Linked DNA regions of Mus musculus: regions 1, 2, 3, 4 and 5 are each linked to region 6. The links are chromatin loops, found by intact Hi-C in ENCODE. Cell type or tissue: gastrocnemius. All regions are shown on one strand.

Evidence for each region. Hi-C counts contacts between places; a loop is a spot of excess contacts. Peaks named below come from ENCODE experiments on the same cell type or tissue, not always from the same donor. Only the 100,000 strongest peaks of a DNase experiment are listed, where the experiment ranks them.
Region 1: a loop joins it to region 6, with 5 times the contacts of the local background. A loop is called at or near these places in 30 of 42 quality-filtered maps.
Region 2: it touches region 6 in a loop (5-fold over the local background); 38 of 42 quality-filtered maps call a loop at or near these places.
Region 3: a loop joins it to region 6, with 5 times the contacts of the local background. A loop is called at or near these places in 23 of 42 quality-filtered maps.
Region 4: a loop joins it to region 6, with 3 times the contacts of the local background. A loop is called at or near these places in 11 of 42 quality-filtered maps.
Region 5: a loop joins it to region 6, with 5 times the contacts of the local background. A loop is called at or near these places in 30 of 42 quality-filtered maps.

Annotation. Positions count from the first base shown.
Region 1 is chr7:73,433,482-73,438,481 of GRCm38, forward strand. It overlaps Chd2 (chromodomain helicase DNA binding protein 2), which reads right to left. Exons shown (of 39, transcript NM_001081345.2): 38 at 2,254-2,497. Among named protein-coding and RNA genes, the nearest start is that of A730056A06Rik, 60 kb to the left of the region's middle. In gastrocnemius, a CTCF peak has its summit at 2,439 (motif pointing right); a DNase peak (open chromatin) is centred at 2,404; H3K27ac peaks cover 2,168 bases.
Region 2 is chr7:73,521,740-73,526,739 of GRCm38, forward strand. All of the region lies in intron 2 of Chd2 (chromodomain helicase DNA binding protein 2), which reads right to left. Among named protein-coding and RNA genes, the nearest start is that of Chd2, 18 kb to the right of the region's middle. In gastrocnemius, no CTCF peak of the experiment used is centred here; DNase peaks (open chromatin) are centred at 2,831 and 3,115; H3K4me3 peaks cover 1,302 bases; H3K27ac peaks cover 4,517 bases.
Region 3 is chr7:73,423,683-73,428,682 of GRCm38, forward strand. It overlaps Chd2 (chromodomain helicase DNA binding protein 2), which reads right to left. Exons shown (of 39, transcript NM_001081345.2): 39 at 2,970-5,000. Among named protein-coding and RNA genes, the nearest start is that of A730056A06Rik, 50 kb to the left of the region's middle. In gastrocnemius, a CTCF peak has its summit at 2,193 (motif pointing left); DNase peaks (open chromatin) are centred at 703, 1,191, 1,664 and 3,322; H3K27ac peaks cover 2,762 bases.
Region 4 is chr7:73,451,741-73,456,740 of GRCm38, forward strand. It overlaps Chd2 (chromodomain helicase DNA binding protein 2), which reads right to left. Exons shown (of 39, transcript NM_001081345.2): 29 at 4,034-4,172; 30 at 3,751-3,901; 31 at 2,589-2,711; 32 at 1,359-1,487; 33 at 1-99. Among named protein-coding and RNA genes, the nearest start is that of A730056A06Rik, 78 kb to the left of the region's middle. In gastrocnemius, no CTCF peak of the experiment used is centred here; a DNase peak (open chromatin) is centred at 2,523.
Region 5 is chr7:73,442,106-73,447,105 of GRCm38, forward strand. Chd2 (chromodomain helicase DNA binding protein 2) reads right to left here. Exons shown (of 39, transcript NM_001081345.2): 36 at 2,130-2,229. Among named protein-coding and RNA genes, the nearest start is that of A730056A06Rik, 69 kb to the left of the region's middle. In gastrocnemius, no CTCF peak of the experiment used is centred here; no DNase peak of the experiment used is centred here; H3K27ac peaks cover 1,839 bases.
Region 6 is chr7:73,625,336-73,630,335 of GRCm38, forward strand. No RefSeq gene overlaps it. Among named protein-coding and RNA genes, the nearest start is that of Gm26176, 18 kb to the right of the region's middle. In gastrocnemius, a CTCF peak has its summit at 3,003 (motif pointing left); DNase peaks (open chromatin) are centred at 2,623 and 2,949; H3K4me3 peaks cover 237 bases; H3K27ac peaks cover 1,149 bases.

The DNA.
Region 1 (5,000 bases), 190 kb before region 6:
AGGGAAGGAGGCAGGGAGCGCAGGCCGGCAGGCAGGCAGGCAGGCAGGCAGGCAGGCAGGCAGATAGCACAGCCTATGATAGGGGACAGAACCAGGCATTCAACAGTAACTGTCCGTAAAGAGGAAAAGGGAGAAGACAGGCGTTTTTGTCAGAAGGCATAAAGCAGACAATGGAGGAGCATCTCACAGTACTGAAACTGGTTACTGAAAACTTTACATCCAGCAAAAATACCCGTCAAAATAAACACCTCCTCACAGTGCAGCCTCAGTGAACACAAGGACAAAAGGACAGACCAGGCAGAAATGCAGACCTGCACAGAGAAGCCTGAGGAGATGATGGGAAAGCAGGAGGCAGAGAGCATGCAGGCTCCCTCATGAGGTGGCTAATGCAGGCGACAGCTACGCATCTAAATGGTAGATCTCCCAAAACAACAGCAGGAGACAAAAACGCTGTGTAACTATTGCCCCACTTTAAATTCACAGAGCAGTCTATAAGCACAAAGCATAACATCTGCCCAGGGAAGCCCACAGGTGCCAAGAAGTTCAGTCAACAGCCAGATGTTAAGTGAAGTCTCTCACACTTGCCAACTCACAGTGTGAAACTGGCTTGTCACTTCACTAATGGCACTGCACAGCTGTAGAGAAATAGAATTTCAAAAGGCTGACTTAAATTATTGGATCCGGGTGGGCAAGGACCACAGACTGGTGCCCACCTCATGTGCCATGTTATGAACTACTACCATTGAGTCTGTATTGTGTGTATTCACTCATAGGTGATGTGTGGACACACATTCAGGTGTGTGAGGTACGTGAATGTGGAGGCCAGAAGTCAGCCTCAGCTAACATACCTCAAGTACCACTCAGCTTTTAAAGAAAAGCATCATACTAATTTATTCATCTATTAACTCTGTGTGCACATGTGTGTGTGCACATATGCCACCATCCACTGTGTACACATATGCCACCATCCACTGTGTGCACATATGCCACCATCCACTCTGTGCACATATGCCACCATCCACTGTGTGCACACATATGCCACCATCCACAGGCAGACTGACCTCAGCTCATCAGGCGTGGCTGCAAGCACCTTTACCAGCTAAACATCTCATTGCTCTAACCTTGTTTTTTTGAGACAACATCTCTCACTGAGACCTGTAGCTTAACGATTAGGTTAGGCTGGCTGGCTACTGAGTTGCAGAGATCCTACGCCTCTCTGATATTTGCAGGGAAATGGATGGGGAAGGTACACAAGGTGACTCAAACTCAGAATTCTCCTTTATATGTGGATGCTGCCCCGTAATGTACACATGTAGTCAGGTTTAAGAACAGGAAAATTCTATGAATCTAGAAAGTAAACCAAGAGGAGATATATTATGTGAGAAGAAAGTACGGTGGCATGGGACTTCCAGGACACATGGGACATGAAAGAGGAAAAGAATCTGGCAGGGAGTCACAAGGGGAAATCAGGACAGTAGGAGGGTGGGAGAGATGGGGGAGGAGAAACAACTTTGTTCAAAAATGCCATAGTGATATGGAACACATTATATGCTGACTTGAAAATATAATAAAACCACAAAAGAGTGCCAGGAGAGCAGTGTCCTTTCGTCTAGCAATGTGTGAGATACTCCTAAGTTGCCTGTGCCATAAATAACACCCCACCCCAACTCATGCAGCAAGCACAAGAAAGCTCACTGGGTCACAAGCAAAGACATGGAAGGAGGAAGGAAGCCTGTTGGGAGGGAAACTGCACCGGTCCAGAGAGGGAGGAGGGGCAATGGGGTGAAATTACCAAAAGCACATGATCTGTGCGTGTATAAAAGTCTTCAAGAACAAAGCAACACTTTTCAAAAAGAGGACAGGGCTGGGGAGACGTCTCAGGTGCTAAGAGCACCTGCTGCCCTTGCAGAGGACCTGGGGTCAGCTCCCAACGGCAACATGGCAGCTCACAATCTTCTGTACTCCAGGTCCAGAGATCCGATACACTCTTCTGACCCCCGAGGTACCAGGCACACATATGGTTTACATACCCACGTGTAGGCAAAACACTCATACACATCAAGTCAGAAATACATCCGACAATGCATCCTCCTCTCCTGCATCCTCAGGCTGTCCCCACAGCAGGGACAAGGGATCTGTAACTGACACATGGGAGAAGCCCAGGATGCATCAGATGGACAGGCCTGCATAGGCATCACCATCCTTCTTCTCATGAACAAGTCAGTGCCTCACCTCTCACACCTTTCTACACACCTGTCATAATAGTCTCTGTGTCCCCGGTGGTCTCGGTCGCTGTTGTACTGCTCATACGGCCTCTTTCTGGACATGTTGTTAGGGCGGTAGCTCCCAGAACGGTGGGCATCCATATGCCTCCGGTCACCATAGTGGTGGTCCTTATACCAATGCTGCTCATACTGATGGTGCCGGTCGCCCCCCCAGGGGGCGCTGTTACCACCACCATAGTTGAACTTTCTTTCCCTCTGCCAGTCTCCTCGATCTGCAAGAGGAAAGTCGTTTCTTAGCTACAGCACATGGAAGAATTTACTAAGGTTGGCCTGTTATAAGGAGAGAATTCCTCCTTCTTAGCTTTATTGCTTTATTGCTAATAAAGTTTTAAATGTTGCCACCAACTTTGAAGGCAAGAGAAAATCTACCACCCCTGTCTTTTTTAAGATCTTCTAACACACTCTTAGTCTTTCATTCTTGCTTGCCCTAATCTGCAGCAGACCCCTGAAATGAAACTCACTCAAGAACCGAGAAGAGACTTTGGAAAGCAAAACTGCTGTTTCGCGGTAGTACCTCACTCAGACAGCCAAAGCGAATCAGGCTGCTGAGTCGACAGCAGAGCTGTGTTAGCTGCTGAAGCCTCACTGGAGACCTCTTCTTTAGACCATACATAAGGAGTCATTCGAAGGGCTGAGCTCAGGACAAAAAAGGCCAAGCCACCATACTGAGATGGGCATCTGCTTCCCTTGGGAAGCCAAGGGGATGAAGTACCACCAGCTACAGCTGCAACAGGGTTTAAAGCACTGTGTCATGTACCTGGGCAGAGACTAAAAATCAGAAGGAAAAAAAGCCTATGATGGTTTGGACGGTGAGGCGCTTACTGAGGAAGGAGTTTTAAATAACTGTAACCAGGACTGGGGAGATGGCTCGGTGGTTAAGAGCACTGGCTGCTCTTGCAGAGGACTCTTCAGTTCCCAGCATCCACATGGAAGCTCACAACCATCTGTAACTCCAATTCCAGGGGCTTTGATATCCTCCTCTAACCCGGGAATATCAGGTATGCACATGAAACACAGACCTACATTCGAACAAAAGAGCTCATACACATGAATGAAAAATAAAAAAAAATCCCTAAGTAACTGCAATGAACTTTTGTTTTTAGTTAGGGTCTTAATATAGCTCTGGCCGCCTATAACGATGTAGACAAAACTGGCCTTGAACTCGCCCAGTGCTGGGATTAAAGGCATGCACTACCACACCTGATTTAATGTTCCTTAGAAAGGAGGTAAAGATGAAAATAGATTTTCTTTAAAAAAAAAAAAATCTTGAAATTTTTACAAGGCGTTTAAGCTACTCTCAAACTGAAGAACACACACACATATCCATACATACATACACACACACTTTGTTGAAATGAACCTGGGTCCTCTGGAAGATCAGCCAGTGCTCCTAACTACTGAGCCAGCTCTCCAGGCCCAGACCTATTTTTAGTGGCTAGCAGTTTAAAGGAGCTGTGGAAGCACTTTTTGAGATAATAACTTGCTACACAGCCTCAAACGTGCGATCCACTGTGTATATGTACACAAATGGAATTCTGTAACTAAAGTTTAGAATGACATGCACTTCTCTTGACTGCTGTAGGAAAAATCTTATATTGTGCTTCTATGTGCTTTGAATCTTGCTCTTTACCTTTTCCTCTCCTGTCTCTAAAAGTCCTTTTTACTTATTTTAACTGGTGAGCAGTAAAGAATGCACACATTAAATTCCTGCACTCTCCCTCTCTCCTACTCATCTAAGGTCAGTCACTAATGGGCAGGCAGACGTGACGTTTCACACCTTCTGTTTTACATGTGCTTCAGTATCATAAGGGAGACAGGTCCTTGGCTAATCAGAAATCAGACAGACGGTTACCATATAACCAGCAATCTATCCTAGATGCCTAGCTAGAACAGTTACAAAAAGGCACTCCAGGAAATATTTGGATAGATTTATATTAGTACTATTCTCAACAGAAAAATAAGAGGAGAAATGAAATGTCCATTGATAAATGAACAAAACGTGGTCTATCCATTGAGTGAAAAAAATAACCTTCCATAAAAAAGGAATTAAGTACTGACTCGCACACACTGCAATTAGAATGAACTTTGAAAACATTTTGCTAAGCCAGTCATAAACGGTAACATACTATATGTTCCATTTACATGAAGTAGTCAGAGTATATTAATTTTCAGAGGTAAAATGCAGATAGCTATGAAAGCGACAAGGATGGGGAATGGTATAGAATTTCATTTGAGGAGACAGAGACTAAATGGAAGGAGGCACGGAGGCACAAGTCGCTATGCAGGACACTGACCGTCCCCAGCCCCACTGACTGGCTCACCTTCCAATGCTGTATGAGCTGCGTCTCAGTCAGTTAAAGACAGGCATGGAGTTGATGATTGCTTGGTTCTTATTATTCCCCACTTTGACTTATTTTCCCCAACTTTATTTTTCTTTTCCATCTGAGTGTTTTGCCAGGATGCATGTCTCGTGTACCGCATGCATGCAGTGCCTACAGAAGCCTACAGGAGTCAGGTTCTCTAGAACTGGAGTTCCACATGGTTGTGTGGGTGCTGGGAACTGAACCAAGGTCCTGTGAAGAGCAGCCAGTACTCTTAACCCTTGAGCCATCTCTCCAGCCCCAAACATTTTTACTGAATAAAACTTTCAGGAAAATGTGGGAGTACTTTTTGAGATAACACTTTGCTATGTAGCCTCAAACATGTAATCCTCCT
Region 2 (5,000 bases), 100 kb before region 6:
CATTCCTTCCCTCATCCCCATTTGCTCTGTGTAACACCTGTTGTGAGGCAAGGCATAAATCGCAGTACATTCACCTCCAACCCCTGTACAGTGCTTATGCAGCAAACTAAGTATCTAACTTCAAGAGCTTGAGTATCATCTTCTGTAGGAACGCATGCTTTGCTGTCTCAGGTGCTGAGCTCAGCTTTAGACACTTCCAAATGCTGACCTACCACTGCAATTCCTGCCATGAGAAATGAAAACTGGCAGCCCCACCTGGGCATCAGCTGCACCTCTCAACTTGTGCTACCTCTCACTTTGCACAGCGATTCCTGCCCGGAGGAAAATGAAGGCAAACCCAGCAGTTGAGTTAGGAGTGTGGGTCAGTGGTACAGTGTTGTCTATTTGTGTACAAAGCTGAGGTTTGATTCCAACACCAATTAGAGAACAATAAATCTCAGTTTTTGTAAAGCCCAGCTATTTATTTGACACATTACCTTGTCTCCCATTTGTCCCATCCTATAAAAATAATGTGGTTACTTGTCAACCTCCAAACAGGCTTGAAACCTAAGGCCATCTTTTCAATATTCCTTGTGCCTAGCGTATTAGTGATTAGTGACTGAAATGACTTCATTTGCCAGGTAGTGGTGGCGCACACCTTTAATCCCAGCACTTGGGAGGCAGAGGCAGAGGCAGGCGGATTTCTGAGTTCGAGGCCAGCCTGGTCTACAAAGTGAGTTCCAGGACAGCCAGGGCTACACAGAGAAACCCTGTCTCGAAAAAAAAACAAACAAAAAAAAAAAAAAAAAGAAATGACTTCCTTTTCCAGCTGAACTCCAGACAAACAAGAATTTGTGTGTGAAATCACATGACAATCATTATCAGAGCAACACAGTATAATCAACATATTCTCTGAGCAAAGAAATATTCCAGTGTAGCTGACAAATGCTAAACTACCAGTTTTAATGACCCAGAAGAAGCTACAAGAGACAGTTTCAGTGTACTGCAGAAAGCAGCAAAGTTAACTACAAAGGCTTCGTCTTATGCTGAAAAGCAGGGCTCACAGCAGATGTAACATAATATAGCAATGCAGTGTAAGAACAAGTCCCTATGAATTGCCACATAGTGCACTGTATTTCAATGTCCACTCTGGTTATATTCAAATTGTTCTCTTAACTAATAATCTATAAATATCCGTGATTCATTTCTGTTTTATCTTTATTTCTAAATAAAGTGGTTCTTTTCCCATTGTTTAGTATAACCAATAAAGCTGTAATATTTTGTATATACCTTCTTGGAAAGCTGTGTTTCTGCTTGTGTACAAGTGACCACTAGAAATGTAACACTGCTGCGGAACTTTTGGGATAGCATTGGAAATGTAATTGAGGAAAATATATAATAAAAAATATTAAAAAAAAAAAGAAATGTAACACTGCATACAACTATCACAAAACACCCACATTCCCATCAGCACACATTTATGTGTGTAAATGCTAGTCCACAAATGGGTGAAGAGTGGCTCGTTCTGTGGAAAGGGCCATGCTACTAGATTCCATACTTATAAAATAAAAAGTAAAAAAAAAAAATACTACAAAAACAAAACCGAGGAAAATAAAGTTAGGCACCTGTGCAGCTGAGGAAAACAGACGTCACCAGAGAAGACATGGGCGTGTTTGTGGCTTTAGTGATGAACTCCGCAGCTGCTTCTAAGGCTTCAATATTTTCAGTGTACAAACTAGTTGACTAACTAAACAAACACATCCAGAAAAATGCAAACAAGGCAAGAGAACACGCACTCAACCCTATACAAAAGACACTGTCTCCAAAAATCAGGAAGGAAGGAAGGGAGGGAGGGAGGGAGGGAGGGAGGGAGGGAGGGAGGGAGGAAGGAAGGACTTTTTTTTAAACCCATGTATTAAGGGACAGGTCTATCATCACAAAATTAAGGAAAGCATGAAAGATATGCAGAGACCCTCATCTAAAACAAAGAGCTTTATTTTGGAACAAGCAAGCTAGATGTTAAGATAACATACTCCAAGAGAAGGAATGATTTTCATATTGGGAGAAGAGGTTGTTGTTTTGATTTTTCTTCTTTTTTTTTTTTTTTTTTTTTTTTTTTTTGGCCAGCCACACTGCCTCTGCCTCACTGGTGCTAAGATAATAAGCAGAGGATGAGGTCCTTACTGTTGAAGGAACATGGTCCTTTAAACCCTCTAACAGGAGAGAAGCAACAGCTGAAGTGACATGGCATCCCTAACACCGAGGAATCCTGAATGTCAGCTCTACACAGGAACTTTCACATGGACTCAGAGGTTTTCTAAGACTAAATAAAAAGGGCAGCCTGGCATGTGCTACATGCTTTAATAGCAGCACTTGAGAAGCTGAAAATTAGGGCACAGCCTGTGTCCTATATCCAAATGGAGTGGGGGTGGAGGGGCAAATTCAATTTATATGTGACAATCCTCAAATAAAAGGACTTTCTGCTATGATAATAATAATCTAACTTCCAAGGTGTAATAGTTACAAGGCAGTCAAAAATTATATTCACATGAATTATGCACCACAGCCTCATAAAAAGCCTATTCATTTGAAAATTATTCAAACGCGATAAAACAAAATGTATACTTTCTACTGGACCCAAAAAAAAAAAAAAGTGTGTCAAAAGAGAAAAAGAGAGAAGAAAAGGGAAAAAACAGCTTTACTAAGGTTTTTAGGAAATGAAGCAGTCTTTCTTAAACTAGACTTTAAAAACAACAGGGTCACTTCCATTTCTTGAAGTATCATTTTCAAAATGGCCACAAGAGGACAGCACAACAACACTGCACTTAAGAGAAAGCCTGCGGGTTCTCGGTCCAAAGGCGTCCATTTCAGCACACTGTGATTTATTCCCCTAACTCACAAAATGGCTGAACTTCTTACTACTTGACAAAGCTTGGCAGTTAACAGCTGGTAAACGCAAATCTGAAGAACACAAGGAAGTTCCAAGAAGAGCTATCCACACAAAGTTCACATTATAGACACTAAGTGTCAGAAATAGCAAAAAGCCTAATCCTTAAATGCGTCTATGTAGTCCACGAGTGTTAACAACTGAGAACTACAGAATCTGCACTTCCCCTCCTGAGGTACGGCTGGCTTTGCACTGCACGCTCTTAAGTCAAACACATTATCAAATCAACCAAGCTGCCCTGCCCTGAGACTGCTCCTTTTAGGCTCTGGCGTGGTGGAAATGCAAAGGGAGAGAGAGCTACTTGAATCACTGACTTTGGACAACTCCTCAAGCTTTAAGATCCCTTATACTTCTGAGGTCAAATCTTAGGACTCTGAGGATTATGTTATAAGCATGGCTAAGCCAAGTAAATTAGGAAAACCAAGTTGAAGGTATGGGTAAGAAAAAATATTCAACATATGAAGACTGGCATATCACAAGTCTGGGAGGAGGGCTGGAGAGATGGCTCAGTGGTTAAGGGCACCGACTTCTCCTCGAGAGGACCCGGGTTCAATTCCCAATGTCTGCATGTTGGCTCATAGTTGTCTGTAACTACAAGAGGTGACACCTTCACACAGACACACATGCAGGTAAAAACACCAATGTACATAAATTTTTTAAAATGCAGTAGGAAATTAGGCAAAAACAGCAAACATGATCAGAGAAAAGAAACTAAAATGGCCAATAAACTTTTTAAAATATAATAAAAATATATATATAATTAAGACATTACATCAAAAAATTAAACTTCATTGTAATGTGGGAGATAATTTTACATATTTTGCCAAAACTAATAAAAATATTATGCAATTATAAGCTGGTAAGTAGTGATACCACTAACAAAAGTTTAGACAGGTTTAGAGAAAAGGTATTAACCAGTAACATTTCTTTCTCTTCTTTTTCTATTTCCCCCCAGTCTTTACTTACTGTGTTCACATATATGATAGACCAGGACACACATGTGAAGGTCAAACTGACAGCTTATCTTGCCTGTTCCAGAAATGGTTCTTAAAAATACATGTTTTTCTGAGTTCGAGGCCAGCCTGGTCTACAAAGTGAGTTCCAGGACAGCCAGGGCTACACAGAGAAACCCTGTCTCAAAAAAACCAAAAAAAAAAATAATAATAAAAAAAAAAATAAAAAAATAAAAATACACACACACACACACACACATGTTTAAGCCTCAGGCAGTGGTGGTGCACACCTTTAATCCCAGCAACTGGGAGGCAGAAGCAGGTGGATCTCTATGTTCAAGGCCAGCCTGGTCAACAGAGTGAATTCTAAGACAGCTAGGATACACAGAGAAACCCTGAGTTTTTTAAAAAAAAAAAAAAAACCAACCCTAACCCTGCAAATCAACACATAGGTGCATGTATGCTACCTGGATAAACCAAAGCAACAGTTAGAGCCAAACTGTTCAAAGGCAGAAGAAGAAAGGAAGAAAGGAAGAAAGGAAGAAAGGAAGAAAGGAAGAAAGGAAGAAAGGAAGAAAGGAAGAAAGGAAGAAAGGAAGAAAGGAAGAAAGGAAGAAAGGAAGGAAGGAAGGAAGGAAGGAAGGAAAGGAAGGAAGGAAGGAAGGAAGGAAGGAAGGAAGGAAGGAAGGAAGGAAGAAAGAGAAGGATGGATCTTCATATCCACGTATAAAATATAAGGTGTGAATTATTCATATTACACAAATAACTCCATATTACACAAATAAAATTAGGGCTTAATCACATCTATAAATACAAGTGACAATTCTAAAAATATAAGTTTTAAAACAAAACTATACAAACTATAAACATTTTTAAAATTTTTTGTCTGCCAAGTTAAACACAAAATGACAGTCGTAAAAGAGATGTGATGGGATTGTAGGTATGTCTTAACTGTTAGTAAAACTAACTCTCTGAACCTCTCTGCTTTCTTCATAATTTTTCAAAAAGGTTTATCTGGTTTTTGTTATTGAAACAGCGACTCAAGAACTCAAAAGATCTAAATACTTCTACCTTACACGCACTAGAACTAAAGGAACACCACTATGGCCACCAAGTTTTCT
Region 3 (5,000 bases), 200 kb before region 6:
TGTGAGGTGTTTGCGAGTGGATGGAGCTGCCACTGCCTGCTAACCTGTGAACTGAACTGCAGATTTCCAGACAACAGACAGGAGTTGCTCCAAATAACCTTTCTAAACAAGTCCACTTCCCTCTACCCCCACCCCCATATCCTTTTTACTAACTCTGAAGGGGGGGGGGGCTACAAGAAAGGTTAAAGCGTTTAAGAACCATCATTAAAAACAGGATTTGAAAAAATTAAAGTTACAAGTCATTGTGTTTATCTCTGAAATAGAAAGCAAACATGGACAGGTTGCAGGAGTGGTCTCCATCTTCAGTGCGTCTAGTGGCCCGACCATCCTCTCTAACAATGTGACCAGCCAAGCACATATTATGTATCCTGCAGGGCCTCCATCACGGCTACCTCTGTTGGCCCTTGGTGGGGCTAACAGAACACACATCTTGTAATCTTGCTTCTTTTCTCCCTTAGGTGGCATTTTGTCTGCTTGCAGTTTGCTTGTCTAGAGTACCCACCCCACTTAAAATAAATTCCAAGAAGGCAGGCCCCATGCTTCTGTTGAGAACTCCCTCCAATGAGCAGCCTGTCCCCAGGATCTAGTTGTAATTGTGTCCTTCTGACACTGAAGCTCTTCGATGGCTCTGTCCCTGCTGGGCTCCAGAGCAAGCGGTGGCTTTACAGAAGCCTCTTGCTCAAGCCACTGGAGCTTGGTGCTGGGAAAGGCCTGACCTCTGAGAAGGACAAGCTTTGTCCTGGTCACCCCGACCTCCCCAGCTGTCCTCTGGTTCCATCCCCAACTAAGAATGGGACATTGTCTCCTGCCTGGTGGCCTTCTCTCTGCCCTGTATGCACTCATACAACACACCAATTTGCAACTGAAGCTGCTTCACAGCAGAGATAAAATGGGGTGGGGGTGGGGAGGACACACTCTGACTCCCATGAATTCCTTTATGCCACCCAAACACCACAATAGTGCCTGTAGTTAGCAGGAGTTCCAGGAAAGGCAGAGAGCTCATGTGAACTCCCCATGCTTGCTTGCTCTGAGGTATGGCAATTTACTCTGCACACACTGCAGGTGAAGACCATTGTTTTTGTTCCCAAATAAAGCCAGAAGTGTGGCCAGGGACAAGCCACTTGGACACATTAACAGTCCAGGACATGCCCGGGACCTGTCACCTGAGGGAAAGTCTCACCAGCAGGGTCTGGGCAGGGTGCCACTATGATCAGGGGCATACAGAAAGGTTTTAGCTGGTCCAGCCACATCCACAGCCTACTCCACAAAACCATGCAAGCCAACAGGCAGCATGGGCCAAAGAAGGTTCTGACCTGAAGTATGACAGACGGGGCTTTTAGTTAAAGCCTTGATGGAATTGCCAGGACGGCTCCTTTAAAAGCCACAGACTCTGTTCTGACACACAGCTGATCCTTAGTTTTTGTACATGACCTTTCTGTTGGCACTAATTGAGCAGGGTTTGTGGTGATCACCAAACATTGAGTCCCTGCTAGGGAGGGCTGGGAGGCAAGGGCCTGCAGCTTCCAGAAGGTGGGCATCTTGGCAGCAGTGGGCTTCGAAGCCAGCTAACTAGCACTTAGATTGTCACAGCACTTGTTCCTAAAAGGTTCCCAGAGCTGTTCTAGCTGCGTCCTGAAGCAGGGGGATCACCAGGTTTCTTCACAGGACCTGTCCTCCACACTTCTCCACTCAGGCGCAAGCGTTATAGACCCAGCAGCCTCCTGCCAGGCCAGGCCTTGCACCTAAGGGTCCTGGACAACTAGCAAGGTGGAGTCCCAGCGGCCGCCCTCTCCCTGCTGAGTGGACACATGGGTGTGTTTGGCACTAAGAATTGAGAGAACCATAAAGGTTTGAGTTTTGTTTCAAAGACACTTATGTGCAAGTTTTAAAAACCCTGGGCTTGGGCAAGATTCTCCTAAACTCCATCCTAGGACAATTTCGACACATAGGCCAGGTCACCTTTCCTCTATCTGGGCCATGTTGGAGCTAAGCCTGCCGCTGTGCCAAACTGCAAGTGAACATTTGTGTCACTGTTTCCATAAGAAAAGCGTTTTTCGGGGCTGGTGAGATGGCTCAGTGGGTAAGAGCACCCAACTGCTCTTCCAAAAGTCCCGAGTTCAAATCCCAGCAATCACATGGTGGCTCACAACCATCCATAATGAGATCTGACTCCCTCTTCTGGAGTGTTTGAAGACAGCTACAGTGTACAGTGTACTTACATATAATAAATAAATAAATCTTTTTTTAAAAAATAGAAGAAAATTTTTAAAAAAAGAAAAGTGTTTTTCCGCATTCAAGAATATATAACCCAGGGCTGGAGAGATGGCTCAGTGGTTGAGAGTAGTGACTTCTCTTCCAGAGGAACCAGTTTCAATTCTCAACACCCATACAGCAGCTCACAACTGTTTGTAATTCCAAGATCTGACACCCTCACACAAACATACATGCAGGCAAAACACCAGTGCCCATAAAAGGAGAATAAATCATGAAGGAAGTTAGGAAGTTAGGAAGTTGGGGAGGGGAGGGGAGGGGAGGGGAGGGGAGGGGAGGGGAGGGGAGGGGAGGGGAGGGGAGGGGAGGGGAGAGAAAAGAAGAGAAGAGTATATAACCCAACTGATTAACTGCACTAAAGCTGTAGGCTGTAGGCCTGATGTCTTACTTCTCTCTGGACAGAGGTGGATGTTTGAAGCAGGCTCCCCATGACCACTGTGAAAGATGAGGGCAACCTCTCATGACTCAGTTTTAATGGCTCCATGCCATTCCCTGAAGTACGCAGCTGTGGTTTGTGGCTGTTCAGGGACAGAAAACTATTTAGAACCAATAACAAAAATGCAACTTAAAAAGCTTCCATTGTCGAAGATGTAAACAAGCATGGACACACAGCTTGCAGCCAGCCAGGGAGGGAGACTGTGGCGTGTGCCTCACACCAGAATGTAATGTAACTGGTTAGCCCAATTCTAAAAATCCTTAGTAACACTTTTTAATATACAAGAATCAAAAAAGTACAGCAGTTTTACAATGTAGGAAAATTTAATACATACTATATAAACAACATTATTTACATCAGAAATCACCAGGACAGTGGCATTTTTCACAAATATAAATTAATTACTGTTTAGTCAACAGGTTTCAAAAGTCCACAAGTTTACAAGAAAAACCACCTGTCCCCAAATGAGTAGGGCACAGGTGGACTACAGCAGCCTGGACCCTTGGCATGGCTCTCTTCCCAACACGGCTGGCCTCGGCTACGAGAGCACAGGTGCTGGGCTGGACCACGGCTCCTGCTGACAAGTGGGTTTGTTTGGTCTGTAGGATTTCAGTGTTGCTGTGTGTGAACGTTTAAGTGAATCACATTTGTTCTGCAAAGCCTGATGCAATGTCAGACACACCAGGTCAGAACCTCAGCAGCACAGTGAGAAATGTTGGCGCTCCCTCTGTGGGGCTTAGGAATGACTACACAGAGTAGAAGGAAGGACCATCAGGCTGGCCAAGTCAGAGAGGACACAGTGGTCAGTGGAGGCTTCATCTTCGTTTTCTAGGGCCACAGTGCATCATAGGACTTCAGGACTTGACAACATTCACACATAACTTCCTCCAAGTCCTGCCACTTCCTCAATGATGAGCAGCTGCCCAAAGCCAGGCCCCACAGAACGTCACTGGCAGCTTCTCTTACCTGTGCAAACTTCTGCTGTAAGCATCTGATGCACATACTAGTTTAAAGCAAGAGGAATGCTTCCTTTCTTTCAACCCCTCTTCAAATCCACTCCCTCACCTACAGCAGATGTTTGATGGGACATACTGTAATCTTAGAATCAATGTAACACTGATCTGGCCGATAGGGTTTTTGCTACATTTTATGGCACTATACCTCAAGTCCTGAATAGGAACAAAAGAAAGTTCCTTTTTCCTCATGATGAGACAGACAGTTTTGAGAATAATTTGTAACTTCTACCAACAAGTTGAAAGACAAGACCTAGGTGAATATGGAAAGGCAAGGCCTCCACCCTCCGCCTTCCTTCTGCAGAGGTACCTCCTGTGCCTGCTACACTCCCAACATCCAAGAGCTCAGCAAATCAAACACAGACAGTGTCAATGTGATCAGCAAGAAGCTCCATCTATGGCTCACTTTTCACTGTGTGCCCAAAATATACCTTTCAGAATTGACTGAGAAGTCCGGTAAGCCACCAGGCATCAGACTCTAGCCAGGGGACTTCTATGTGGTTGGTGGGCTCTATTGCAGGTCATGCATGCACACAGTCAAGGTGAAGGGCCTAGTGCCACGAGGAGCCCAGAAGGTCTTCGAGCATTAGCTGCAGGGACCGACTCGGCAGCAGTCAGGTCTGTGGTGCTCTAAAGCAGCGAAAGCAATGGCCCATCACAACCATGCATGGCCAGATGTTCCACTCAGGACACAACTCATGCCTGCCCTGGGGAGGTCATTAATAGTACTGCCTGGATGACCACCCCACTCAGAGTGTCCAGGGAGTCAAACCCTGCAGAAGTCCAAACAAGACTTTTCATCAACTCAGAATGAGCCTGGACTCTTACATACATATGTTCAAGTCAATGTTCCTGTCTCTATCTAGAAAGGCTTTGGATACCTTAACAATACTGGCAAGCTATACTGAAAGTGAGTAAAACCCAAGGCCCAACCCAGTATCCATACACTGAGAAGAGCCATTCAATGATAAAATCCATCTGTCCCACAACCCAACCCAACCCAACCCAACCCGACGCTGACCAGCCTCCTGCCACCTTAACAGCTTGGCTACCCCATCACGGATGCTCGTGATTTGGGGGAAAATTAACTTAGGTTTATTTCTACAGATCTTAAAGTAACAAGGTTTGATTCTACTGAGTTCCAACTTGTAATGGAGATGTAGCTTTTCACCTGACCACATCTCAACTGTCAAGATATTTCAGTCTGTGCAGGCTGCCCCTTCAAGCTGTGTAAAGGAACCAAGATGCAGCTACAATTCGACAACTCACTCCAATACTGA
Region 4 (5,000 bases), 170 kb before region 6:
TTCCCTGTCCTTCCGAGAGCTCACTGGTTTCTCTTTGTTCTCCTTGTTCTCTTTCTTCTTCTGCTTTTTTTTCGTTGGACTTTTTTCTAGACCATCATCCTAGGAAGCAGAAAACCGCACATTTCTCAATCTTGGCTTCCTAGTTTGTTTCTAAAGAAAGCAGCATTGGACCAGGGCTCATCAGTGACTTCAGTCATTTCCATTAAGAGCCTACCAGCACTGCAGAACTTGTAGAACTCTCAGTCCACTAGATTTGTACAGGCAGACACTGTTACACTCTCTGATCCAATTCTCAAAGTAACTCTCAAAAGCACTGACCAGATGGAGTTCAGCTCAGTAAATACACTTGTACAGGATGCATGAGGCCCTGAGTTAGATCCCAAGAACCACCCACCCCACGCCCCTAAAACAACAGCATTACTGTTTCTACTCCACAAACAGAAAAAAAAACCAAGGACCAAAGAAACATTACACCTGCCCTACTACGTGTCAACTAGTACTGATGAGGCTGTCAGTACCTGAATTCATGTACTTGAGTTCAAATCTATGTTGGTCCTTATAGCCACTGGGGGCCCTTCTGGAGGCATTGTCACATATTACTCTCAGAACAATAAGACTAAAATCAGACTTGTCACTGAGTGACAAGGCACTTCCACTTTCTGCAAACTGGATTACAAGCTGGCAAGCCAATGGCTACACTCAGCCTCTAAAGGCCCTCCAACTAACTGAACCGCATTATAATGTAAGTCTTGAGTTCCCTGTTAACCAGTTTCTACAAATTTCTTTCATTCTCTAAAACAAAGAGAATTACCAACTGCCATTTGTCATGATTCAGCTATGTTGGAATCTGTAACTGCTTACTTAAGAGGAGCAACTACTATGGTGGTCTGAATAATAATGGCCCACATAGGCTCACATATTTGGATGCTTAAGTCACCAGAGAGTGGAATCTCTGATAGGAACAGAAAGATTAGGAGGTGCGATCTTATTGGGGGAGGTATGTCACAGGGTGTGGGCTCTGAAGTTTCAAAAGCCCCTACCAGGCCTAGTCTCTCCCTCTCCCTCTCCTCTCCCCCAGCCTCTGGTTGAGGTTCAGGATGTAGCTCTCAGCTCCTTCTCTTAGCACCACGCCTATGACTGCTGCCATGCTCTCTACCAAACCTTGGAAGCTCTAAGCAACCCCCCAATTAAATGCTCTCTTTTGTATGGTAGGCTTGATCGTGGTGTCTCTTCACAGTAATGCAGTGACTAAGAGACAGTATTTCCCTCTGGCAGGCTAGGTAAAGACAGACAATATACTGTTATTTTACTCTTCTGTCTATGAACAGACACGACCCATGCCTTCCCAGGTCTCGTACCTTCACTTCCCCCTCTTCAGATGGGTTGTCGGAGTGTCGAGGCGACGCTGGCTCCAGCCCGTGCTCGTCCTTCAGCCTGGGGGCTTTGTTCTCCTTCTTTACTCGAGGCTTCCGCTTCTTTAGTTTGGCCTAGAAAATAAAAATACGGCAAAACTACAAATCAGCCCCAACCCATTAGCAGGAGCACGAAATACAGCTGATGCAGTAACAACCACTTAATCCAAAGAGGATAACTTAGGAACACAAAAGGATAAGCAATTGTACCTCAAAGAAAATAAAATCTGGATAAAACAAACCTCCTAGCTTCTAGCTAGGCCACACCACTTTAAATTTCTTGAAACTACTGATTTCATGTTTTGGAATTCACTAAAGGTAAAAGCCCCAGAAAAGGTTCAAACAGTTCAAGTACAAAAATATACTTAACATTAAAGATGACGACAGTATAACACCTGAAAATTACGAATCTAAACTCAGAAAAAGCTTAAAATATTGTTGATCTAGCCAATCAAAGTATGATCTAGCTTGTCTCTAGAACTTAGTATTTCATGTATCACATTCCTGCCATACTATCTACAGAGTGATACTGTATACTTGAAATACTATTGTATAAAAATACCAAATGGAAGTGCAGTGATTTTTTTCATGTAAGTTTTACTTATTGTGCACACATGCACACAGAACACAGCTAGGGAGGACCTAAGCAGCAGCCCACACAAAGGCTGGCTATGCAAGCTGGTTTTAAGCTTAGGTTTTCTCTTTTCTGACTCCTCATCCTGGGGAGGTAAAGAAAAGAAACTTCCAATGGATTCATTAGCAACTTGGGGTTTTTCAGTGAGCCAGTGTAATCAAAACTGAAGTCCAATTTCTGAAATTAGTTTGGAATGCAACAGCCCGCTCCTGGAATCCATTATCACAGCCACCCAGTCAGATACCTAAACATGAGAACTATGGCCCCAACTGAGGACACAGAATAGGAAAGAGTAAAGGCAGGTCTGGACCACTGCCAGTCCAAAGAGATGAAGACTACAATACTGGTACAATACTTAAGTGGAATTGTAAGAAATGTGCCAAGATATTGCGTTCAATCACTAGATGAACATTTTGTTCTTAGCAAGCAACCTGCCCTATGAAACCCCAAAGCGTGTCTAAGCATGAGAGGGCAGGATGCTCTCTCAGCAGGGTTCCAGGCTGCCCTGGGGAAGCCGGCTGATACTGCATGCACTCGCTCACCTCCTCTCCGCTGGCCACGGTGCCCTTCTTCTCCAGACCCTTCCTGAGCAGCTTCAGCAAGTAGTCCACTCGGGTCTGCAGCTGCTTCCCCTGCGGCTTTTTATCCGTCTCCACTGGTAGAATCTTCAACAGGAAAGGAAGAGAAGCACACGCCACCACCCACAGCCCGGTTAGTGAATCCGGACAAATAGAGACAACAAAGAATTCAGCACATTTCTTTCCCTCCCAACCTCCCAAAACACAGATTAAAGCCTCAGATCCTATTCTCATGTCCATGGCTCCCAGTCACTGAAAATCCCTCATGAGCCATTCTCGTTTTACAAAATGGGATGGAGAAATCCAGCTCTCCCACTGGCTCCTACCTGTGCTGTTAACAGGGTAGAACAACTCAGGTAGGAGGGGCTTGTGGCTTCATCTGCTAGAGCATCCCAGCCGACGTGGATTTCCTCCTTCCAGGAGCAGGGAATCCCTGGAGCTAGGTTAAAGCTTTGTTTTAGATTGAAAATGCTTCTTAGAGCATTGCCGGAGAGCACTGAGCTATGCCAGGACATGATCTGATCCGTCTACCGCAGCTGGACCTCTCCGGCCAGACTCGATTTGGTCTCAGTGCTTCTACAGGGTGCTGTCACCCTCCTAAAACCAGATGGGATGAGCAGTGTTTAATGTGCCAGGACAAAGCCCTGATAGGAGCACACATAGAGTGCATCCAGTCAGCTGCCCTTGTTTACAGCTCTGAGCACGGCCCTGTTATACTTGCAATAGATAGGGTGGGAGGCTCAATTTTGTGGAAGAAAGTACAAATTCATTACAAAAATACCAAGGTGACACTCATTCTCTGTGTACAGAACTGAAAAAAATTAGGTTAAACGATGGGCCAACAAAAGTAGGGCCCAGGAATGCTTCAGTCCTAAGAAACTGACCCTGGTATCTGCTGTAATGAAATTTGGCCTGTGAGAAGTATTAGAATTTTAAGATTTCTCCTATAATTTCTCCTGGTTGTCGTCTTTCCTTTTATTATCATCTATGAGACATGCCACAGTTCACTAAAGATGGTAACTTTCCCAGAATAAAGAAACCCCCTCTTGAAACAGTTAAAGATAAGTCACCAATACAAAGATACCACACAACAGATGTAGAGCTCTCCAGCACTGCACGCACTCACTTTATCAGTTAGCTTTAGCTCTGGGTCTGTCTTAATTAGCTCCCAATTTCCATAGCCATGTTCATAGATTCCAAGCAACAGACGAGAATCGTCCTCCACGCCCCACTCGACGTCAAAATGTGCTGCTTTGACTCGGCAGGTTAGGCAGTACCTACAGGGGTTCGAACACAGAGGCCTGAGAAGAGGGGCCTTTCCAGCAGTTAGAGAGGTGTTACTCAACCACACGCAGCTCTAACCTCAGTCTATGTCCAGCCAGCCATGCAGGGACGGTAAAGACACTCACTTTTTTTTTTCCTCAGGGTCCACAGGGATAGATTTATGCAGCATCTCAAACTCTTCTTCGTGTTGGATAATGGACTTCACGTTCACCTGAACCCCAGAGATCTTGATTGTTGGGCCTCTTCTCTTGCCTGGTCCTTTCCCTAAAGGTTATAAGTTTTATATTCCTTAAGGAAACAAGCTATTTATTGTCAAATTCTGAGATAGTCTCTCTCTATAGACTCCAGAGTATTATTAGATCAAAAACATAATTTATAAGAGAAACTGTTTTCAACTAATATTTATAAAATAAATTTTAAGCAGTATTTTAACATTTAGTTTTAAATATGTATTGGAATTTATACCCGTAACTTTCTTGTTTATCCTTCTTTACTGTACACCTGATACAGCTAACTCAGGATTCTGAAGGCATACTCATGCTTTAGATGATTCGTGTTTCCCTTCAGTCACTTTCTGCAGGAGCAGAGTGCATGCAAACAGTTAGCACACTGCAGTCATATGGACTGACCTGCACAGCAGGCCTGAGAAGACTACTCTGAAATCAAAACTAATCTGCAATTGAAAATAAAACCACTCTGGCCAGAGCCTAAGCTGACAACTACAAGATAACCAAGACACCACTTTATTTTGTGAGAACAAAGATGGTTCTTAGTAGAAAAATGAGAAAGAACAGGAATATCAACAGTTTATGTAAAACAACACATAAACATCTATCTTAAAAGATGCAAATGAATTCACTAAAAGAAAAATGAGTTCCTTTCTCCCCTGCTGGGCTATCAAAAATCCAAACAAACATCTGCTAGGTATGGTGGTGTAGACCTTTAATCACAGCACTCAGCATGCAGAAGGTGGTGGAGCTCTGAGTTCCAGGGCAGCCTGGTCTACATAGTGAGTTCCAGAACAGCTTGGTCTACATAGAGAAAACCTGTTTCACAAACAAATACCAAAATGTTAAGAAGCCATTCTGTCTG
Region 5 (5,000 bases), 180 kb before region 6:
AGTCAGCACTCTCAGAAGACTGCCACAGCCACACAAAATCCTGCTTACTAGGTTTCCAAGGCTAACTAGGCTAAAGAACTCCCAGCTGTCAAATGGGAAGAGTTAAAATCTGACCAGGAGGGGAAGGACTATTAAATTATTTGCTCTATATCTAAACCTTTTGCGTATAAAGAACAGAAAAAAACACTTTATTTGTTTCTGTCTTTTCTTTATTTGGCACATTATGAAAATATCTTCTCCATATTTCATTTGATGCTTGAGTAAGAAATTCATGGCTGTACCGTCCCATGATTATTGGCCAGCAGCCATGCCCACTGTAAGCATGTTTTAGCCTTTGGTTAGCCTTAAACTAAACTCTTGGAAGGAGAAGCACGCGTTCTACTCTGCTGACAAACTGTGAAAGCAACTGTGCTGGCTAGATTATGTCCACTTGATACATGCTGAGGTCATCTGAGAGAAGGAGCCTCCATTGAGGCTGGGCTCCTTAAGACTTAGCTGTAGGCAAGCCTGTAAGGCAGTTTCTTAATTACTGACTCATGGGGCAGGGCCCAGCCCATTGTAGGTGCAGCCATCCCTGGGCAGGTAGTCCTGAATTCTATAAAAAAGTAAGCCAAGGGGAGCAAGGCAACAGGCAGCACCCTCCATGGCCCCGCCTCCTGCCTCCAGGTCCTGCCATGTTTGAGTTCCTGTGCTGACTTCTTTCCTCACCTTTGCTCATGCTGTTTCATCCCAGCACTAGCAACCATAGCTAAGACAACTATCAGAGAAAGAAGATGACTCACTCGACATCCGTGTGTCCCTCAACCTCATCAACTGCTGTGAAGTTTGCCACCGTGTGCTCACTGTCAGATCCTCAACCCAACTTACTCTCCTGCCTAAGGGCCTTTCCCAACTATGCTCCCACCCATAGAAAAGTTATACTGATAGAGGCCGGTGAGATGCTCAGTGGTAAAAGCACTCAACACTAATGCTGACAGCCTGAGTCTAAGCCCGGATACACAGAGTATGTGGAAGGAGAAGGAAGAACAGACGACTGCAAGCTGTCCTTGGATAAGCGCTCATACTTGTACTCCCATGAACTGTCTTTCTTTCTCTCACTCACAAAATGAATAGACAAATATAAAAACTTTGACTAGAGTTTCACTAAGACACACTGTATTGTGCCTATTCTCACTATATCATATTCGTCAGTGTAAAGTTGAAAGATGAGCTGCTTGAGGGCATAATTCTCAGGTCAATAACCCAGCAAGTTCACATTACAACTATTTCTAAGTGCCCATGCTGGCCCTAGCATGACTACAGATGCTGAAGGCACAGCAATACATGAGAGACAGAGAGTCTCTGTGTTCGTGGGCCTGACACATTTGTGAATGTGGAATAATGTCCACAATTGCTCCTCAGTGGCTGATTTGGACATGGCCCATGTGGGACGGTAGCAGATCTACAGGAGAGCTTGCCTGCGTGAGAAGTAATGCTACAGCAGAAGCCAAGTCACCCTTATGGCCATCCCCATACAATACATACGTACTTATACAAAAGGGCAACAACTACTGGGCACTGCAAACTGTCTACTCCTTTAAGTGAGCAATTTGGAATCTTCTGTGTGAGGAGCTGGATGGATGCCAAGTACATGGGCCCACACAAGAATGGGACTTATGACAAGCCACATTACAAGCTAAAAAAAAAGGATATACATAAGAAGGAAGGGTCTAGAAAACAAGCATCCAGGTCATGAGATCACAGGTTAACAGATCCTTGTCAGGATTTAAAACCCTATTTGGCTCTAATGCATTGGTTATCTTACCTAATAAACAAAAGTTTTACTGTCTGCCTACTCATGGGAGTATGTTAGGAACTAATGAAATTACCTAGTATAATGAAAAATCACAGTCTATGACATTATGTCTGGACCATAGGTCACACACTCTGTGACCTGCGCTGGTTTTTGTCACCTTGCTTAGGCTGTACCAAATCCATGTAAAACACAGGCAAAGAGTCAATGGCCTATAGGGCACCAACAACCCCACGGATTGATCATTACCTCCCCAGAGAAAAACAAAACCTAAGGGGTTTCCTGTGGAACTGACTTGCAATAGTTGTATAAATTAGGACTACATTTGCGTTTTTACCTCCTCTTCTTGAGATCTTTTCTTATGAGCCATCTTATATAACTTATGTAGTTTTCGTGCATCAAATTCTGTAAACTTGGAAACAAAAATCCATAGGTTCCTAAAAGAAAAATAGTATTGGTAAATTAAACAATGTAAAAACTGATTTTGTTGTTGTTTTGTTCTGGTACTTCTCTCTTTTCTTTTCTTTTCTTTTCTTTTCTTTTCTTTTCTTTTCTTTTTTTGAGACAGGGTTTTTCTGTGTAGTCTTGGCTCTCCTCAAGAGAACTCAAGAGATCTGCCTGCCTCTGCCTACCAAGTGCTGGAATTTTTAATGTATGTTCCATCTTGCCTAGCTAAAAAGTGATTTTATAGATGGCAAACTACTAAATTTTGATGTAAAAGGTTATCCAAGTCCTTGCACTAAGCTGGGTCCACAAGAGCATACTACAATCCCGGGACTCATTGCCACTAAGGCCTGTCATCTCTAAGAGACTGCTGAAGGCCCTAGCGAGGCATTGCTGTATAGCATACATAGGAATGGCACAAAGAGGGTAATTACAGAGACGCTGGAAGTGACAGTAAGTTACCAACAGTGCTCTTTATCCAAGCTTTCCAGTGAGCACTTTCTCTATGCTGTGCTGGGCTGGGCCACCAAACAGTCAACATACTATGTCAGGTAGAGAGCCACTTAGCTTACTAAGGCCTCTCTTATAAAGAGCCACAGGCTTCTTGGCAAATTACAACAGACCCTACACATTCCCAGTGCCCTGGCTGTTCACTTTCAAGCCTCTGCTAAAGCCTTGGCTGTGTTCGTTTCACCATTTCCACTTAGCTCATCTACTCTCACAGTTCAAGGTCCCCAGCCTCCCTGGCCATCCTTGTGCAGATGTGCAAGGGTGTATGGTCTGAATGTGTTGTGTGCCATATGTGTGCCTGGTGCATGTAGAGGCTAGAAGGAGGTCTGAAGTTATACATGGTTATGAGCCATAACGAAGGGATTGAACCTGGGTTCTCTGGAAGAATGGCATTTGCTTTTATGGATGGACTGTCTCGCCATCCCTGTAGGCAGTTCCTTCATACAACTTCTAAAACTGCTTCTATACCTATTTTTAGATGGTTAGTTTCTATGGAAGTCATACCTTGTATTATTTTTGAACTTTTAAAAATCAAGGACGTTTTAATAAAAACGTGCTGGTGACCAGGTTTTAAACACCAACAGAACCAAGAGCATAGCAGAAAGCCAAAGATGACCTGCTACCATCCTTTAATCTGTTAGAAAGAAAGCGTTATATGCTAAGTAAAGTGGGGAAATGTAAACAGTGTTAAGCAGGAAGAAATGACTGTTGAAAACTATATTTTGTACTCAGGAAGTGTGGCATGCTATCACTAGCATCATGACGAAATTTCTGAAAACCGATGTTTCACTCAAGAGCCATCCACTAAGCCAGAGATGCATTAACCACGAAGCACATGGGCTAAAGGTAAATACAGTTTATGGAAATACACTTAACATTACTTTTTCAACATTTCCTCTAGTACTGGGAACTAAGGCCAGGGCTTTGTACAAGCTACAAAGCCACGTCCCTCGAGTCTCACTAGGCTGGCCAATCTGACCCTAAGTCAAACTACAGGCCTCCTGTCTCAACAGTTTGGGTGGCTGCACCTCCCATCTTGACGATTATCACAGTTGCTTTCCAGGGTTGCCATTTGCTCTGAGTAACTACGGGAGATGTCCATGTTCTGAAAATCATGACACTGATCCTTCAGGAGGAAAATGACACCCTTATCCTCACGTGATGGGTCACAGTCAAAATGCAGATACACTAAATGCTCCATACAAGAACACCTGCAGGCTAGGGACAGTGAGTATATATGAAACAAAGAGGAAGTTTATATTTGATTTGCTTCCCATTTAAAGACATGTCATTACCTATGTTTATGAATATTTTAAAATCTAAAATCCTTCTGATTCTAAGCATCTCTGATAAGGGATAGGCAACCTGTTTATAAATTAACATGCAAGTCATAATGTCTTGCATTAATTTCAGTTACTACTAGAGTTTTTTTATTAGGGAGATGAAAATGGAGAACTCAAGTTCATGTGCTTATAACCTTTGCTTCGCTTTACGTGTTAGACCTGTTTTAGCTCTTTTTTTTGTGTCAGGTTGGGAAAAGAGAACATGAATGAGAAAGTCCTGACCAGATTGGACTGTTATGCTTTTCCTTGGTAGATGACTGATTTGGGAGGGCCCAGCCCACTGAGTGGTGCCATTTCTCAGCATGTGGTTCTGGGTGAGCAAGCCACAAGGGGCAAACCAGTGAGCAGCACTGCTCCGAAGTCTCTGCTTCAGTTCCTGTCTCCAGGCTCCTGCTCTGCTTTCGGCCTCACCTTTCAGCAGTGAAAGGTGACCTAAGAGTCATAAGCTGAAATAAACACATTCCTCCCTAGCTTGATGGTGGCCCTGGTATTGTATCACAGTGACAAAACAGTAACTAAGATAGTTATGGAGCCAGCCCATTTCTTATAGTAGACTTAATAACACTAACCTGAGATGAGGAAAGTATTATTCTGGTTTGTGTCTTATGGGTTTAAAGCAAATATTCTGACAACAAGCCAGAAAGCCCGTTACTGTTGTTGTTGTTATTATTATATTATTACCACTATTATTACTATTGCTATTATTATTACTATTATCATCATCCTCATATAAACCACATTAATGGTACATCAAAAGAAAAGGCTGGACTTTACAAAGTGGCTTATTTCATGAAAAGGAAGCTGAGGCCTAAGGTTATACTGTCAACAAATGAATCCCGTTGGCAAAAGAGTAAGTAACCATGCAATCTATTTTTAAAAACAGAGCACACTCGCACATTGTCAAATCAAAC
Region 6 (5,000 bases):
TCACACCCAGACCCTTACCTGATTAATTATAGAAGTAGAGACACTCTGTTAAGGACAAGAAAGCACTCTCTAGAATAGGAGTGGGCTGAAGGAAAAAGCCCCCAAACCTCGGTTTGTTTGTTGACATAGAAAAATATCAAGACCATTTAAAAGATTTAAGAGCAAAGTCTGGGTGTGGTGGGGCAGGCCTTTAATTCCAGTACTCAGGAGGCAGAGGCCAGCCAGATCGATGCAGTGAATTTCAGGACAGCCAGGGCCACTAGAGAGACCCAGTCTCAAAAACAAGCAAGCAAGCAAACAAACAAGAGTCTCCAGGCTGACCACTGATTATCATTTTACTGCCTTAGCATGCTGACTGTTGGATTTGAAGGACCAGTCTACCTCCATTTTAGGCTTAAGAGCCAAACAAACTAGGTTCATTCTTGTTTATGAGTAACCCTCAGTTTCTCATGGATTGAACTATGGCCCACCTGTAACCTTAACTACAAATAGTTCTGTATTGCCTGATCCAGGAATGGCAATCATGTCTTTGTTTCAAAAGTTAATAACAAGTCTTGCAACCCTACCTTTGCTTCAAAAGGGTTGTTATGGCTACCTGTTGTTAAGGTCACCTTACAATCATGTCTCAGGAGGTCATTAGGACTTGCTGTGCTTATGTTCTGCTCCTGTAACCTCCATTCTGCCCTCCAAATCCCAATTTGGAAATTCCCCTCCCTTGAGCTATAAAAGCCTTGTCTTAGCCTGGAAACGGTGTTGCACACACACACACACACACACACACACACACACACACACACACACACACACCATTGTCTTCCTCACCTCCAATGCTGACCTCTCAAATCCTACCTTAGGGGGAAGCAGCCCATGTACAGGAATAGAAAAGCTTACTTTAATTAATTTGGCTATGATGATTTGGGTTGTAGTCTTTCTCCTCCCGTCTCTGGGATTAACAGCTGTGTCGCTGTGAATGACTACCACCTTTAATACTAGTCACAATGTGCCTCAGTGAGAGAGCCAGGCCATCAGACAGTGGAGCTGATGCGGCATGATACGTCTTACGAATTGCTGGACTGCCTCCCGGAGAAGGGAACGCAGCAGCCCTGAGAAGACTAGTTTGGGTTTTATAGGGTCGTTTAAATTTTTGGCCAGTGCTGCCAGAGAGTGTTAAGGAAAAGGGCACTATCAGGAGGCCAATGGAACTGCAGTAAGCAAAATTTTACAAGGTGGTGGGTGGGCTCTGGCTTTGGGAAAGCAAGAGGCTGTGGTCAAGCTGTTTGCTGAGACAAGGAGTCAGCCTACTCCTGACATAGGTAGAAAGTTCAGTTTCCATTTCCCAACAGGGCTGGGTCCCACACTGGTCATATGTCTGGGCCAGCCCAACAATGAATACTATGAACGTATTTCTCTTTACTATTTTAGGTCTATCCGTTCCTTTATCTCTACTGACCTTTCCCCGATCTGTGACTCCTCCTTTCTCTCTGGTCTCCAGTAACTCCTGTTTGTTTGTTTTTTCCCTTTAACTATTTTTTGTTTGTTTTTAAATCCACCTGCCTCTGCCTCCCGAGTGCTGGGATTAAAGGCGTGCGCCACCATGCCCGGCTCTTTAACTAATTTTTAAAAGACCTTTTTTTTCTTTTTCTTTTCTTTTCTTTTTTTTTTTTTTGGTTAATTTGTGTGTGTCTGTGGGTGCTAATGTGTGTTGGAGTGTTGACAGAGGCCAGGAATCAGAGTTGGATGTCCTGATCCTGGAGTTAGAGAAGATGGTGAGCCACCATGTGGGTGCTGGGAGCTGAATCCGGGTTCTCTGCCAGAGCCGCAAGCAGTCCCTTGCTTTGCTCTTAAAAATGTATTTATTTGCTGGGTGGTGGTGGCACACGCCTTTAATCCCAGCACTCAGGAGGCAGAGGTGGGTGGATTTCTGAGTTCGAGGCCAGCCTGGTCTACAGAGTGAGTTCCAGGACAACCAGAGCTACACGGAGAAACCCTGTCTTGAAAAACAAACAAACGAAAATGTATTTATTTTTGCATATATATGTGTACTGTGTGTGTGCCCGAGCATGCGTGCACACTCACACATGTGGAAGTCAGAGGACAGGTTTTGGGAGTCGGTTCCTGCCTTCCACCTTACCTTAAACGGCTGTCTCTCTTGGTCGTACTTACGTACATGCGTAGCCTTGTACAACAGACTAGTGGCCCAGAGGTGTTTTTAGGTGTCCTGATCCTCCTGTCTCAGCTCCCACTTTGCCACAGGAGACTGGGTGACTGACCAGCCATCTGCCTTTCCCTCAGCTGGCTTCGGGGATCACTGTTACTTGTCCTTGGCCCTTGCTTGTTTTGTTTTTGAGACTGAGCCTTACTCTGTACTCCAGGGCAGCTTGGGACTCACAGCAACCCTCTTTCCTCTGCTACCCAAGTCTCTGTAACCCATCGGCACCCTCAGGCATTCAAACCTTCCAGTTAAGTGCAAACTAGCTCTTGTTCAGTACAACCTTACCAAACAGCAAATATCCAGTTGTCACGGCCTCCGCCCTCAGTGATTTCCATATTTTCAGAGTCTCCTTCAGGACCAAGACTCCCCCAAAGCCCGGCCCTGCTCCAGGGACCACCACCCTCCACTGTCTATCAGGGAAGTCTACTCCTTGGCTCTCCCTTTCTGTCTCTCACCTCCTACTTTCCTCCTGGGCTCCTTCACCTTGTGCTCACCTTTTTTTTTTTTCCTCCAGCATGCCATCAGTTCTTCTGCACATTGAGTCACCAGCACTTGCCTAATCATGGAAGGGTGGTATTTCATGTGTGCACACATTGTTAATTTCTCTGCTTAGACTATAGGGTTTGTGGGGGCAGGGGTTGCCTCTTCTTCCATTAACCTGTTTATCCCAACTGCTCCCTCTGGTGCGGGGTACCTGGTAGGCACTGAATACACGCGTTGATGGAAAGAATACTAGTGCCTAAGAAGGCTTCATAGCCAATTACTGTATTGAGCGCTATCACTGCCATCTAGCGGTAATACAGTGTTATATGCTGCAGCCTTCTGGACGAGCTGGCAATCACTGGGTATAATAAATAGACTTGCCTTGTCTGGGGTGACCTATCAGGTATTTATGCCACTACCTGCTTGAAACATGAATGAGCTGCCTTTGGAAGTCACAAACAAAGGAGGCTTTATTCAGGCTCTATGGCCATTTTATACTGTCTCTCCTTATTTGAGCCATGTATTAGTGAAACCCAACCCCCCCAAAAAAAAAAAAAACAACCTGAAAACAAAACAAACAAACAAAGAAACAGCAGCAAAAATCCACTGGAATTTATTGAATTGCAGAGGTCCAGAACAAAACTCTCGATGGTGGCAAGAAATGCATCTTTGTGAATAGGCTTTGTAAATGGCGTGTCCCTTTTCAGTAAGTTTACACATTCAGTCATACAATTGGTAGCAGGAGAGGAGAGTATGTGCGGGGAGTATGTGCTCTTGTATCGAGAAGATCCCAGGACAACTTGGTGTGCAGTATCTATGCACAGCTCAAGAGCAATATCTCTTGGCATATACTTCCTAATTGTTTGACTTTGTGGCTTGATTGTCTGGCCTTCATGCCCCTACAAAGTTGCATATCTTCTGTAGATTCAATATTAAAGTGTATTTGATCCAGGTTATGGTGGCTCATGCCTGTAAGTCCAACATTACACAGTAAAGGGGAATGCTACCAGTTTGGGGCCAGTCTGAGCTCCAGAGGAGATTTCAGTTCAGCGTGGATGGAGGCTGAGTCAGGAAGACCACAAGTTCAGGGCCTGCACTGGTCACAGACTGTGTTCAAGGCCCATTTGGGGGAACTGAGTGAGGCATGTATCAAAAGAGGAGGAGGAGGAAGAGGAAGAGGAGGAAGAGGAGGAGGAAAAGGAAGAGGAGGAGGAGGGAGAGGAGGAGGAAAAGGAAGAGTGGAATCTTTAGTGGGGTTGACTATAATCCTTACTGTAACCTACCTGGCAGAAAAGAAGATACTCTTAATAGACACCATTGTCCCTCAATCAGATTAGCAGACTACTGTAACAATGAACTCCAAAGAAATGGAAAAGTCTCCAGGAATCTCATGCTGAGAGAAGAAAGGGCTTCAGGCAGAGGGGAAACCTGTGTCCTAGAAAGAGATTTCAAACAGTTGTAATAATTTGTTCGAGCACTTTATACAACGACACTGAAATCCAGATAATAGTGGGCTGGTAGGCAGGACCATACCTTGACCAGGAACACTTAGATGTTTTACCCTCTATCACGCCTTTGATCCTAGAACTCGGGAGGCAGAGGCAGGCAGATCTCTGAGTTCGAGGCCAGCCTGGTCTACAGAGAGAGTTCCAGGACATCCAGGGCTACACAGAGAAACCCTGTCCCGAAAAACCAAAACTTTGATCTCACTTCAGGACCCAGGAGACTGACTTGAGGGACTTGATGGATCACTTCATGTCTCTTCCCAATGTGGCCATACCGAATAAAGCTTCTTTTTCTGATTTCCTCTTTTACTTTGGGAGTTTTAGTTGGCTTGTTGAGGACGAGTGGCTAGACCTGATTGGGGGCACAGACACAAACACGTACAAATATGTACAGAGACAGACAGACAGACAGACAGACAGACACACACACACACACACACACACACACAGAGGCTAGGAGAGTATTCCAGCAGAATTCTTGCTTAGCATCTGTGACTTTGAGTTCTATGGTGGCTACTTGCAGAGGTTTTCTTTTCTTCTCTGAGACAAGGTCTCTTGTAGCTCAGGCTGGCTTGAGTTCTCTGTGTACCCAGGGATGGCCTTAAACTTCTGGTCTCCATGCTCCACATTGGAGCCATTACAAGTGTGCTGCCATACCTGGTTCAGGCTGTGTTGGGGGAGCAAACCTAGGATTTCGAGCAGGTTAGGCCAGCACTGTACCAACCGAGTCACATCACCAGCTCTGGACTCTCTTGATAGATTACAAAAAAAGGATGCACACTCACAGATGTGGTTGTCTG